2 separate regions of the Homo sapiens genome follow, and region 1 is linked to region 2. Evidence: chromatin contacts called from ENCODE Hi-C data. All regions are on one chromosome and are shown on one strand. The core of a region is the stretch at or near the end of the contact, and the rest is flanking DNA. Distances in the headings are between cores, read along the strand shown.

Region 1 (5,540 bases), core at 76-2,575, 410 kb after region 2:
AAGAGTGTAAATGAGCAATCCAAGGGACAGGTATTCAATTCACTAATTAATTTAAATGCAAAACCAAAGACTTCCAGGGATCATATTTCTTTCGTAAAGCAAATAGACATTTTATCATTAATAGTTACATTGTGGCCATTCATTTAATTGTAAATAGTGCCCAATATTAAGGGTAAATTCAAAAAACAACATTAGATATGAAATGCATTTGTATACTAGTGACTGAACATTTCCACCAATGGGTTTTCAGTGGCAATTTCCCCATGATATTATCAAAGAGATTTTGTTCTACAGTTTTAAGAGTGCTCTTGTATCTTTCTAAACCTCAAAAGAGAAAATATACGGTAGAATGCATCATGCATACTCATATCTTAGCCATATTGGTGGTTGACAAGAATGTCACTTGCCACTTAAGATGTCATCACACAGGAGGATAATGATTGCAACCTGTCCCCTCGCAAAGGAAGCATATCTGGGCTTGATAATATAGTCAAATAGATCCTATGTGATGGGAATTGAAGGCCACTGCAAAGCTCTCTGCCCCTAGAAGCGCCATTCCTACCGGCTTCCTATGGAACTGTCAGCCTCTCTATTTTGCCTTAAACACTTTTATGTGCATCATACTGTCCAATGAAACAGTAGTGACTGGTAAACTCTGCAAGTGGCATTGAATATATGGATCTGAAAGTCAGGATGGAGGTTCGAGTTGATGCTACCTATTCCAGATGAAAGACTTCCCAAGGAGGGTGGGCAAAGTGCAATGAGAAGATGTCAAGGTGGCGGCCTGAGGGATACTCATGTTCAGTGGCAAGAGGAAGAAGAGCCCGTGAAGGAAACGCACATAGATGGGCAGAGAGGGAGAGCACAGAGAGAGAAGAGGAGTGAATGGAACCACAAGAGGTAAGAAGCTGCTGGATCAGTGTTAGTGGTCCCAAGTGGGAAGTGGCTTGGGGTGGGGAGTGGAAGAAGGAGGAATAAGCTGGAATGTGTGGGTAGGCAGGGGACCTTAAGACCAATCCAAATGTTCTGCAAATGTTCTTAGGTCTGGGTCCGGGTCACCTTCACCAGAAGAACCTATTTCCCTTCCCAGGGGACAGACTCAGGAGGGTCTAGCCCACATACACAAACCAAGTTATATTTCAACTGGCAGAATCAGAGAAGCCTTCTCAGGAGGCATGGCCAGATGCCACGTTGCATGTGAGGTTAAATAGGAAATAACTCAGACTGCAAAGCCAAGTTTAGAATCAGAAAAACAACTAATCAGAGCAACAGCAGTGAGAACAATCTGTCCCGGAGCTGGAGCAGAGGCTGCCGGGCTCTGACAGTCACAGGCGCCGCCCTGCACAATGCAGCCATTATGACTGCCCGGCACCAACGTGGCTGAGCTCCAACCACAAGCCCTTTCATCCTGGAAGGTCTCTGTTAGGAAGCAGAGTCTGGTAAGTAGAGAGAAGTAGAAGTTTAAACGCAAATCAGTGAGTGAAAAAAAGGGAGAGAAATCAAAAGGTCCAAACTGAAAACCCAAATATTTCCTTAATTTCAAATTCTACAGTAAGTGGAGTAATATTATAAAATATTAGGGAACTCTGAAACAAAACTGCCATGCAAACAGAATATTTGCATATTTTGTCATCTAAGAGGGAGACGAGCATATCATAAATCATAAAAAATGATTTATGATATGCTACTTATACAGCAAAGAGTTTATTTTATTTTGAAATGGAGTCTCACTCTGTCGCCTAGACTGGAGTGTGTAGTGGTGTGATCTCAGCTGCAGCCTCCACCTCCCGGGTTCAAGTGATTCTCCTGCCTCATTCTCCCGAGCAGCTTGGATTACAGGCACCCGACACCATGCCTGGCTAATTTTTGTATTTTTAGTAGAGATGGGGGTTTCACCATGTTGGCCAGGATGGTCTCGAACTCCTAACCTCAGGTGATCCACCCGCCTCGGCCTCCCAAAGTGCTGGGATTACAGGTGTGAGCCACTGCACCTGGCCAAGAGTTGATTTTAAAGAATGGTATCCTCTCCTATGAACTAAGTTATAGGTTACATGATAAATTAATCAATATTTCTATAGAGATACACAAAGACATAATACTGATCATTTATTCATTTGTTCCTTTAACAAAAGTTGATTGATTGCCTACTTTGTGCTTGACATTTTGTCATGTGCTAGGCAGACAATAAGGAACCAGGCCCTTACAGGGTCCCTATGCTCACAGGGCAGCATTCCTTAGCAAGGGGAGAAAGACATCAGTCAAATAATCATACTAATAGTTGTAAAACTGAAGCCATATTGAAGGATATTTTATAGTAGGGAGACTTTCTAACTGCACCAGACCAATCTGGCTCAACTTTTACATAACAAAGTTGTGAGTTGTTTCTCTATTGCCAAGAGCCCCCGAGGTTGAAGCTTATGTAACCTGACCATGCCCAAGTGTGCAACCACAAGAACCTAAATGCTCAGCCTGAGGAGCAGAGACTGAATTAAGAAGCAGACACTGCACCAGGCACGGTGGCTTACATGTGTAATCCCAGCACTTTGGGAGGCTGAGGTGGGCGGATCATGAGATCAGGAGTTTGAGACCATCCTGGCCAATACAAAAATTAGCCAGGCATGGTGGTGCTCGCCTGTAGTCACAGCTACTCAGGAGGCTGAGGCAGAAGAATCGCTTGAACCCAGGAGGCGGAGGTTGCAGTGAGCCTAGATCGTGCCACTGCACTCCAGCCTGGGCAACAGAGCAAGACTCTATCTCAAAAAAAAAAAGCAGCAGCAGGCACCGCATGGCAGAATCCAGGATCCAACCAGATTGAGTGCGGTCATCACCTCATGGCAGGATCCAATCAGCTCATGCCTCCTGGCATCACCTCATTGTGAGATCCAATCAGATCACACCTCATTACCCTATGCTTATAAAACCTGCCTCAGCACCTAGCTCCAGGAGACAAACTTGAGCATTTCCTCCTGTCTCCTTGTGAGTTAAATGACAATAAAGCTTTTCTTTTCTCAAAAGCTGGTGCCATCATATTGGCCTCTGTGTGCATCAGGCAGCAAGCCCATTGATTGCGTGGCAACAATTTGACAATCAGAGCCACAAGAGAAGTCTTTGCTAGAAAACTGACATTTCCAAATAGAGGGAACAACACGAGACAGGTCCTGTGGCATGAAGAAGCATGACCTAAACGGCCACCAAGGGCATCTATCTCAGGAAATAGCAGGATAAAGAATTTTCTCTTTATTCTTAGAGCAATGGAAGCTGTTGAATAGTTTTAGCAGAAGAGCTGCGTTCTCAGAATTATGTTTCTAAAAGATCACTCTGGCTTCTGAGTGGAGGAGAAGGGTAAAGTATGGTTACAGGATGAGTAGTGTGGTGGTCTAAGCTGTGGCAGGAAGAAGCAACTGACATTATACAGGCTGGGACTGATGGTTGCCTGGGTTAGTGTGGAGATGGATTTGAGAGGTATTTAGGAGGTAAAATGAGCAGGACAAGGTGTTAGAATCAATAGTGGGTGAGAGAGACAGGGAGGTTATGGATGATGCCTAGATACCTGGCTTGTAGAACAGGAAAGATGGTAGTATCTTGTGCTGAAATAAGAGAGGTAGAAGAAGAGCATGGATTGGAAGGTGGGAAGATGCGTGATTTAGGTAGGAACTTTTGCTGTGCCTTTGTGATGTCTGCATGGAGATGACAGGTTGACAGGTGGACAGATGGGTCGGAGGCGCCGATGGAATGTCTGGTCTAGAGATATGCATTTGTGAGTCATCTGTGCAAGTTTGTCATTGCTAAGAATGCCTAAGAAAAGCACGTGGAGTGAGGAAAAGTTCTGGCATAACATGGTGGATATTTAATGGCCAGGTTTGTACAAAGGAAATGGGGTAGCCAGAGAGATGAGGGCAAGACAAAAAAGTCCTGCACCACCAGAGCCTGGCAAAGAGTGTTCTGAACAATCCCAGAGTCCTTCTGTTACAGCTTCAATGTTCTTTGTGTTGTAGATGGCAAAGTTTCTGCTGAGTTTGAGGAAGAAGGGGCAGATGCGTGTGTTTGTGTGTGCATGTGGTGTGAGAGTGGCTGTCACCAAAGGAGGGGAGAAGCTCTGTAGAAGTTTTGATGGAAAGTAGGAGAGTGAGTTAATCAAAATATGTAGTAAGAGGGTCCATCTGAGATTCATTTTTTTTTTTTTTTTTGAGACAGGGTCTCACTCTGTTGCCCAGGCTGGAGTGCAGTAGTGCAATCTGGGCTCACTGCAACTAATGCCTCCCAAGTTCAAGCGATTCTCCTGCCTCAGCCTCCTGAGTAGCTGGGATTACAGGCATGCTGCACCAGCATGCCCATCTAATTTTTGTATTTTTAATAGAGACAGGGTTTCACCATGTTGGCCAGGCTGGTCTCAAACTCCTGACCTCAAGTGATCAGCCCACCTCAGCCTCTCAAAGTTCTGGGATTACAGGCATAAGCCACCGCACTCGGCCCTGAGATTCATTTTTATGCATTTACAATAAAGCCAGTCTGCTCCATTGCGTGCCTTTCTTCAGAAGAGTTCAGCTGCTGGGGGTTGGAATGCAAATAGCTGGATTCATTAGGGGTGAGAGTTTGCCAGAAGAGGGAAACAAACAAAAAAAGCTCAAAGGGCAAGGGAATATAGAGTATTGGCAAAAGGGCTATCAACTTGCTGAACCCTTGGCATCTGCCAGATGAGGAGGATGTGCAGACGGGACAAGGTCAAGGCACTGAGAGACTGAGGATGGAGCTGCAAGCCTGAAATCCTGATGGGGCTGAGGAATGGCCTCAGTGGAAGGAGCTGAGTCAGCCAGGGCAAGGGGAAGTAGTGATGCTCAGAGGACATTTGCTTCAGTGACTCTGCAAGTGGGGGACTGGGGAGTGACAGGAAGACCCAATGTGTGTGCACTAGGATGGATGATTTGAGTGGAGTGGAAGAGCTATTGCAGATGAGAACTTGAGGAATCAGAGGCCATTTGGTACAGCGGAACGCCATGTGTTTGTTGAATTTATTGGGCAGGATGGTGGGACTTTGAGTCCACATGCTAAGACTTTGACAAATGGCTGGGAAGGGAGTGACCAGGAATTGGCTAGAAGAAAATAACAGGAAGGAGTGGTTGAGCTGAAAACCACGAAGTCCAAAAAAGCAAGAATTTTTGCAAGAGGGAACAATAGTAGTGGATGCAAGTGGAACAAGGAGCAAAGACGATGGCAGCCCACCTCCATAATAGGGTGCATGTGAGAGAGAAAGGCATTCCCGGGCAATTGGAAGGAGTGTCTTCTGAGAAGAGACAGCTTTCGGCTGACGCAAGATGCATGAAGGAAGCTCAGGAAGAGCAGAGGAGGTGGGAGAGTTTCTCTGATGGCAGAGGGGAAGGGGTTGGGAGGCAACTCGGTGCCTAGAAGTGCAGCATTCTTGTTACAAACACAGACAGGAGAATATGGTAGTCCCCTCTTATCCTCATGAGATGTGTTCCAAGACCCCCATTGGATGCCTGAAACCATGGATGGTACCAGATCCTATAGATATTGTTTTTTCC
Region 2 (5,597 bases), core at 2,093-4,592:
AGAAAGGTAGATTGCAGGTGTGACCTTTGGCAAGGTATGTAGTAGAACTTATTAGAGCCATGTGTTTGTAGATTATGTAACAGTTTTTAAGTGGTCAGGAAGGGGAGGATTTTGTGGTCAGAAAAGTGGAACTGCCCTATTTAACATATGACCCTGGCCATTCCCATCCCAAATTACTGTTGATCAAGTTACAGATAGTTGGGAAGCCCAGGTGAAAGGGAAGCCTAGAATAAGGCCCGACAAAATTGCAATAAACAGTAGGCCACAAAGCCAGTGGCCATTATCATTAAAAACACTTACTGAAGTATTTAATATAGAAAATAATGTCAAGAAAAATTGTTTTGCAAAGCACTATGAACCAGAAATCACTTAAAAAGGCTTTAACATATCCTCCCCTGATGTCTTTAGGAAAGCTAGAACATGACCAAAAACATAAGTAGACCTCCCCAGACTAACAGCTTTATGATCATTATTTGAAAGCATTTTGTTTTGCATTTGCATGCATCTCAGGTTTAAGTTTCCAAATTTTTAAAGCATTTAAGTGCTAATGCTCTAGGAATTTACTCTTGAGAATAAACACCACTAGGAACCAATAAATGGAAGCCCAAACTTTTACTGTCTCTAGCAACTTCAAACAGGGGCATACCTATAAAAATTTATATATTCAGCATTGGTCTCAATTGGGTTGCCTTTTACAGAAGCACTTTAATGGGACAGTAAACCAGAGCCCAGAGGAAACAAAAATCCTAATTTTGTGTTGTGGTTGCCAAATTTTCAGAAAAGCACAGATCTAAAGCCCAAAGGCTGCTAAATTGATTCACATGAACAGAGCCTGAGGCCAAGTTTAAGTGCGAAGATTTTATTAGGCGGTACAATTCCAAGGTGGTAAGGGTGAAAGGAAAGGCGAAGGCAGGCAAATACATTATTGAGCTGAAAACAACTTTACATTCAAGGACAGCTTCCAGACAAGCCATGTAGAACCAGCATGCCTTGGGACTGTGTGGATGGCAGGGAGACGAGTTTCTATGCTGACCACTTCATGCTTTCTGCCCCCTTTGGGGAAAGTATGCCTCACGGACCTCTAACTCTCCCACTTCTCTGGGGGCAGCACCTGACCCCTCCCGGCAACTGCTAGGCAAGAGCATTCTGTTCCTTCAAATTTCTCACCTGAGTCTGAGTCAGAGCATCCCATCATCAGAGCCTCTGTCAGGGAGGCAGTGCTGAAGCATGACCTTCACCTGGGGGAGGCTGTCGGGAGATGGCACTGGAGGCCAGGCCTCTACCCTAAGCGAGAGGTGCAGGCCGGGGTGGAGGTGGACGGTGGGACAGAGTAAATCCGGGGAAGCACATCAACCGGGTCTGGTAGGGCATAGCCTTCTTGGACCTGAGCCATTCCTACTGCTGATGTCCACTGCTTCTCAATCGAGAAACAGCACGGATTCAGCTCTCAGATTTTGTAAACTGTGATTTTCTCCCTTATTCCTCAACAACCACCTAGCCACGACCTTCTTTAACTCTTCCCCCAACCCCGAAACTTTTGAGGAAATGACTTTTCTTATAATTTGAATGTTAATAAACCGTACCCATTTAGAAACTACAGTTTGATGATTTGGGGCGACTGTATACGTCATGTTGCCGCCGCTCCTATTAAGATATGAAATTGTCCCACCACTGCCCCAAAGTTCCCCCGCTCCTGTGCATTCCATTCTGTCCTGTTCCACTCCTTTCCCAGGCAACTGCTTTGCATCGCCACTGTTGCTTCTTCTAGAATGTCCTATAAATGGACATCAGACCGACTATGGCTTTTTGGGTTCTTCCCCCCACAGCATCGTGTTTTTCAGCTCCACCCACGTGGTTTTGGGTATTAATCCTATGGTAGAACTAGCTAGATGCTGGAGAACTCATTATGCGCCGGTAGGTAATTTTAACCTGCATCGTCTCATCTCTATTCTGTCACAATAGAGGAAACTGAGGCACGCCCGGCGTGTGGGCGTGTGAGGGGGCACCGGGCCGACTTCCGCCCGTCAGTAGGCCTGGACCTGCTGGCACCCGCTGTCAAGATAGGGCCTGGCGTCGCGGCGAGGCATCAGCTCGGGCAGAAGCACAGCCCAGGAAGTGGGCGCGTCGCAAGCTCCACACCCAACCAAACCCGGGCAGAGGGCTCGGTGGGCGCGAGGCCGAGGGCCCAAGAGGCCGGGGCCGCTACCCCCTCGCCCCTGGGACGGCCTCCGGGTCTCCTTGCTCCAGCAGACAGGCCCGCGGCGGCTACTCCGAGGCGCAGGGGCAAGGCCGCAGCGGGCAGCGGAGGCCGAAACAGAGAACACACACAACGCGGACCGACAGCAGTCACCGCAGGGGTCGCCGGGGCGCGGCTCTATAAAGCCTCGGCTCTATAAAGCCGCGCTAAGCCGCATCGCGCTGCACGTTTCCTTCCGCGCGGGGCCGGCGCTACTTCCCGCCTTACCAGGCCGCCGTGCCGGGAGGAGCTGAGACGTCTGCAAGGCCGCAACATCTCGCAGCAGCTTTTCGCCTGCTTCCTCCGCTCGCTCTAGAGGGCACAGCAAGGTGCGGGGCTCAACCTGCCGCTTCCCCAAGACGGAGGTGGCCGCCACGCTCCCGCCCGCTGTAAACGTCCGAGCGGGAAGAGCGGCCTCTGGTTTCTGTGGTATCGGCTTCTGGTTTCTGTGGTATCCGGAGACTTCGTTTCCCGGCGCGAGGGAAACAAAGATGCTGGCGTGGAGCGGCCTGCCCGCCGCTATTGTCTGGCTGCCTGACAGGGAGCGGCCGCTTTCGCTTTCTTCTGCCGAATGGAACGTGGTGACTCGGGAGCCGCGGAGCGCCTTTCGAGGCAGCTTTGTCTGCGGAAAGGGAGCGCTGCGGACGGCCTGTCGGAATGGTCACCGCCCGCTTTCCGCGGGAGGCGCGCCGGGCACCGCTGGGCGATTTCTCCGCCTCAGCGAAAGAAAGGAGAAGCCGGCATTTGTGGCCGCCCAGTCTTCGTTCCGATTTGAGCCCTGGCGTCGGCGGGAGGTGACAGTGCTGTCCGCGCGCACCCCCTCCGTCGCCGTCAGGGTCGTGCTCCTTAGGTTTCCTGCGGTTTTTCTGCTGCTCTGAGACGGTCTCTGGGACCAAGTTCTCACAGCATCGTCTTCTCCTCTCGCAAATAATCTTTTTATGATGTTTGTTCTGCTGAATCCACCGGACGCCTCAGACACGGGCCCTGACGGCATCGCCGGCCTGGGGGAGGCGTGGAGAGAGGGGAGGAAGGCGGGAGGGCTGTGGGGCTGCTAGCTGATTTGGGGATCCCATCATCTTCGAATTTTTATGCAGAGCCCATGGAAGCGCCTGGTCAGAGAAGCGGGAGGAAACCGAACCTAAGAAAGGGGCTTGGAGTCAGCAGTGAAGAATCTATTGTTTATTTTAGTTTTGTTTTTAGATTCAGGAGGTAGAAGTGCAGCTTTGTTGCTTCCAGGTATTGCAGAGTGGTGAAGTCTGGGCTTTCAGTGCTGCCCCCACCCAAATAGTGTCCTTTGGACCCATTAGGTAATTTCTCATCCCTCAGAGTGACTACTATTTAAAAGGCAGCTATTGTTAGAGCTGGCAAGCTGCAAGGGCAAAACAAAACAAAACAAAAAACAAAACAGGGTTGGGGGGAGCATAGAATATTTTTTTTTTTTGACAGCAGCGTAGTAAAGTTTGGATTTAGAGCTTTTTGTTACTGCCCATCTCCCATACTCCTGTTTTATTTCTCTTTGTAGCATTTATAACCTCCTGGTATGATAACGCATTTTACACGTTTATTGGCTTCTCTGCCCACTTGATTTTTATCTCCTTTTGGAGAGCAGGGAATTTTTTGTTCCCTGGAGCCTAGCAGGGTACCTAGCAGTGTTCTGGGGGCTTTGTAAATACTTGCTGAATCAGTGGAAAAAAAAGAAACAGGGCACATTATCTAAAGTTATTGTGAGACAAACATAAAACCAAAAGGCGAATGATGCAAGGAGAAGTTATCTCTGAACCTGCTCTTTGTGTTTTGGAGCAGTAATACATTAGGAATAGCTAAGAAGGGGTCACGCCAGCATTCCATTTTCCAAATAAGAAAGTGAAACAAGTGAGCTCTCACTTCTAGGATGCCTTCCACTTCATTAGAGGGATTGGTTCTCTGAGGTCAGCCCATCAAAAATGTATGAAGAAAATGGAAGCCATTTATTACTGTTCATCTGTTACCCTCAGACATATTCTCATTTCCAGCAGCAGGGAGTTAGGGTGGCATGCCTCGTGAGCAAAACATGGGGCTTGGGGACATTCAGAACACCTACAAGATGGTGGTGTACACAGTGCTTGGAGGCATATCTGGGGAGTGTTTCAGCTGAAAATTGGCCACATCCTCCTATTTATTACACGTTTCAAAAATGGCCCCACAGGTTGCACATTTATAAGTGGTGGATTTGTTTTGAGGGAAGTGAGCGGGAGTACACTTTATTTTGGAGTGAAGAGGATCGGAGTAGCCACCTCCTCTAAGAAACTACTCCAGTCTCAATCTCCATTCCTTTGGAACTTTTCGTTAGGAAAAGGCCACATCTTGGCAGGGAAAGTTTATAACACCTGTGTCAGTACTGCTGGAAAGCTCTAAATAAAAAAGTTAAAAATTTAGTGTATTCCTCAATCACCCAGTAATTATCGCATCCTGGTACACAAAACTGGAGGTATCCTTGGAGGTCATTTATTCAACAAGTACACTGTATTTGTTGAGCATTTTTCATGTGCCAGGCATTGTTCTAGATGCTGTAGATACAGCAGTGAACAAAACACAAAAGTCCCCTCTTTCATATTATTCCACTCCCAGGGCCCTTTCATCCTTTCACTACATCTTTCTTCTTATTTTTACATTTGCCACAACCACCTTCTTTGCTAGTTGGTTCCCTTTATTCACCAATTTTTTAAAAACTCATTTCTTCAGTCCCTCAACTCATCTGAGATATGAACATGTCAAAAATATATGATGAAATACAATTTAAAAGTCAGATCCTTTTAAAAAAAACTTTTAACCAGAATGAATCCATTTCTAAAAGTTTATTTTTTATGCCTGTAATATTTAAAAAGCCTAAAAATGATCTTGCTGGTTTTCTTCAGTTGAGTGTTGTGTAAGTGAAAATTACTTCACAAATCCTACTATTAGCTATTATAATCAAATCAGCTTTCACTCTTCCATGAGACTGTTTCCTTCACAAGACTTTGGTTGACCATAACCAATTTTATAGTAATATACAACAAAAAATAATGTGGAGAATAGCAAAATTAAACATATTTTTTTAAAAAATAGAGGTGTTCTTTCCCAGGATTTTTTTTAAGAGTAAATAATGTTAGCTTATGGGATTGTAGTGCACAGCACAGCCCCATAAGGAATATTCAAGCCTAATTTATCTCAGTTGTATTATCTCTGACTCTCTTTCACCGGTTTTCTCTAAACTTATTTCCTGTTACTCAGCCTAAAATGCTCACTGCCTCAAATGTTCCCTGAAGACTATGGCTTAATTATAATTCTTCCCCTTCCACATTTCACATTTAAATGTATCTTATTTCAGACTTGTTTAAACATT

Evidence for each region. A loop is a pair of places that touch in the nucleus more often than their neighbours do. Pooled maps may share reads with other maps.
Region 1: a map of ascending aorta shows a loop between it and region 2 (2.1-fold over the local background). The contact joins the enhancer-like site here to the promoter of LINC03027 in region 2. A Hi-C loop is called at or near these places in 3 of 168 maps with a recorded cell type or tissue (Right ventricle myocardium inferior, aorta and ascending aorta) and 7 of 50 pooled maps.

What each region holds. Positions count from the first base shown.
Region 1 is chr10:22,848,311-22,853,850 of GRCh38, forward strand. No RefSeq gene overlaps it. Among named protein-coding and RNA genes, the nearest start is that of ARMC3, 77 kb to the right of the region's middle. Within about 2 kb of position 1,326, at least 21 of the 41 ENCODE cell types and tissues checked have a DNase peak (open chromatin) inside an H3K27ac peak, as active enhancers do; they include ascending aorta, where a contact is called at or near this core.
Region 2 is chr10:22,434,587-22,440,183 of GRCh38, forward strand. LINC03027 (long intergenic non-protein coding RNA 3027) reads right to left here and starts at 3,343. Exons shown (of 1, transcript NR_036533.1): 1 at 839-3,343. LOC105376449 (a long non-coding RNA gene) reads left to right here and starts at 2,489. Exons shown (of 4, transcript XR_001747392.2): 1 at 2,489-2,565. RefSeq lists a silencer at 2,091-2,270 and enhancers at 2,741-2,790, 2,757-3,257, 3,091-3,250, 3,258-3,758.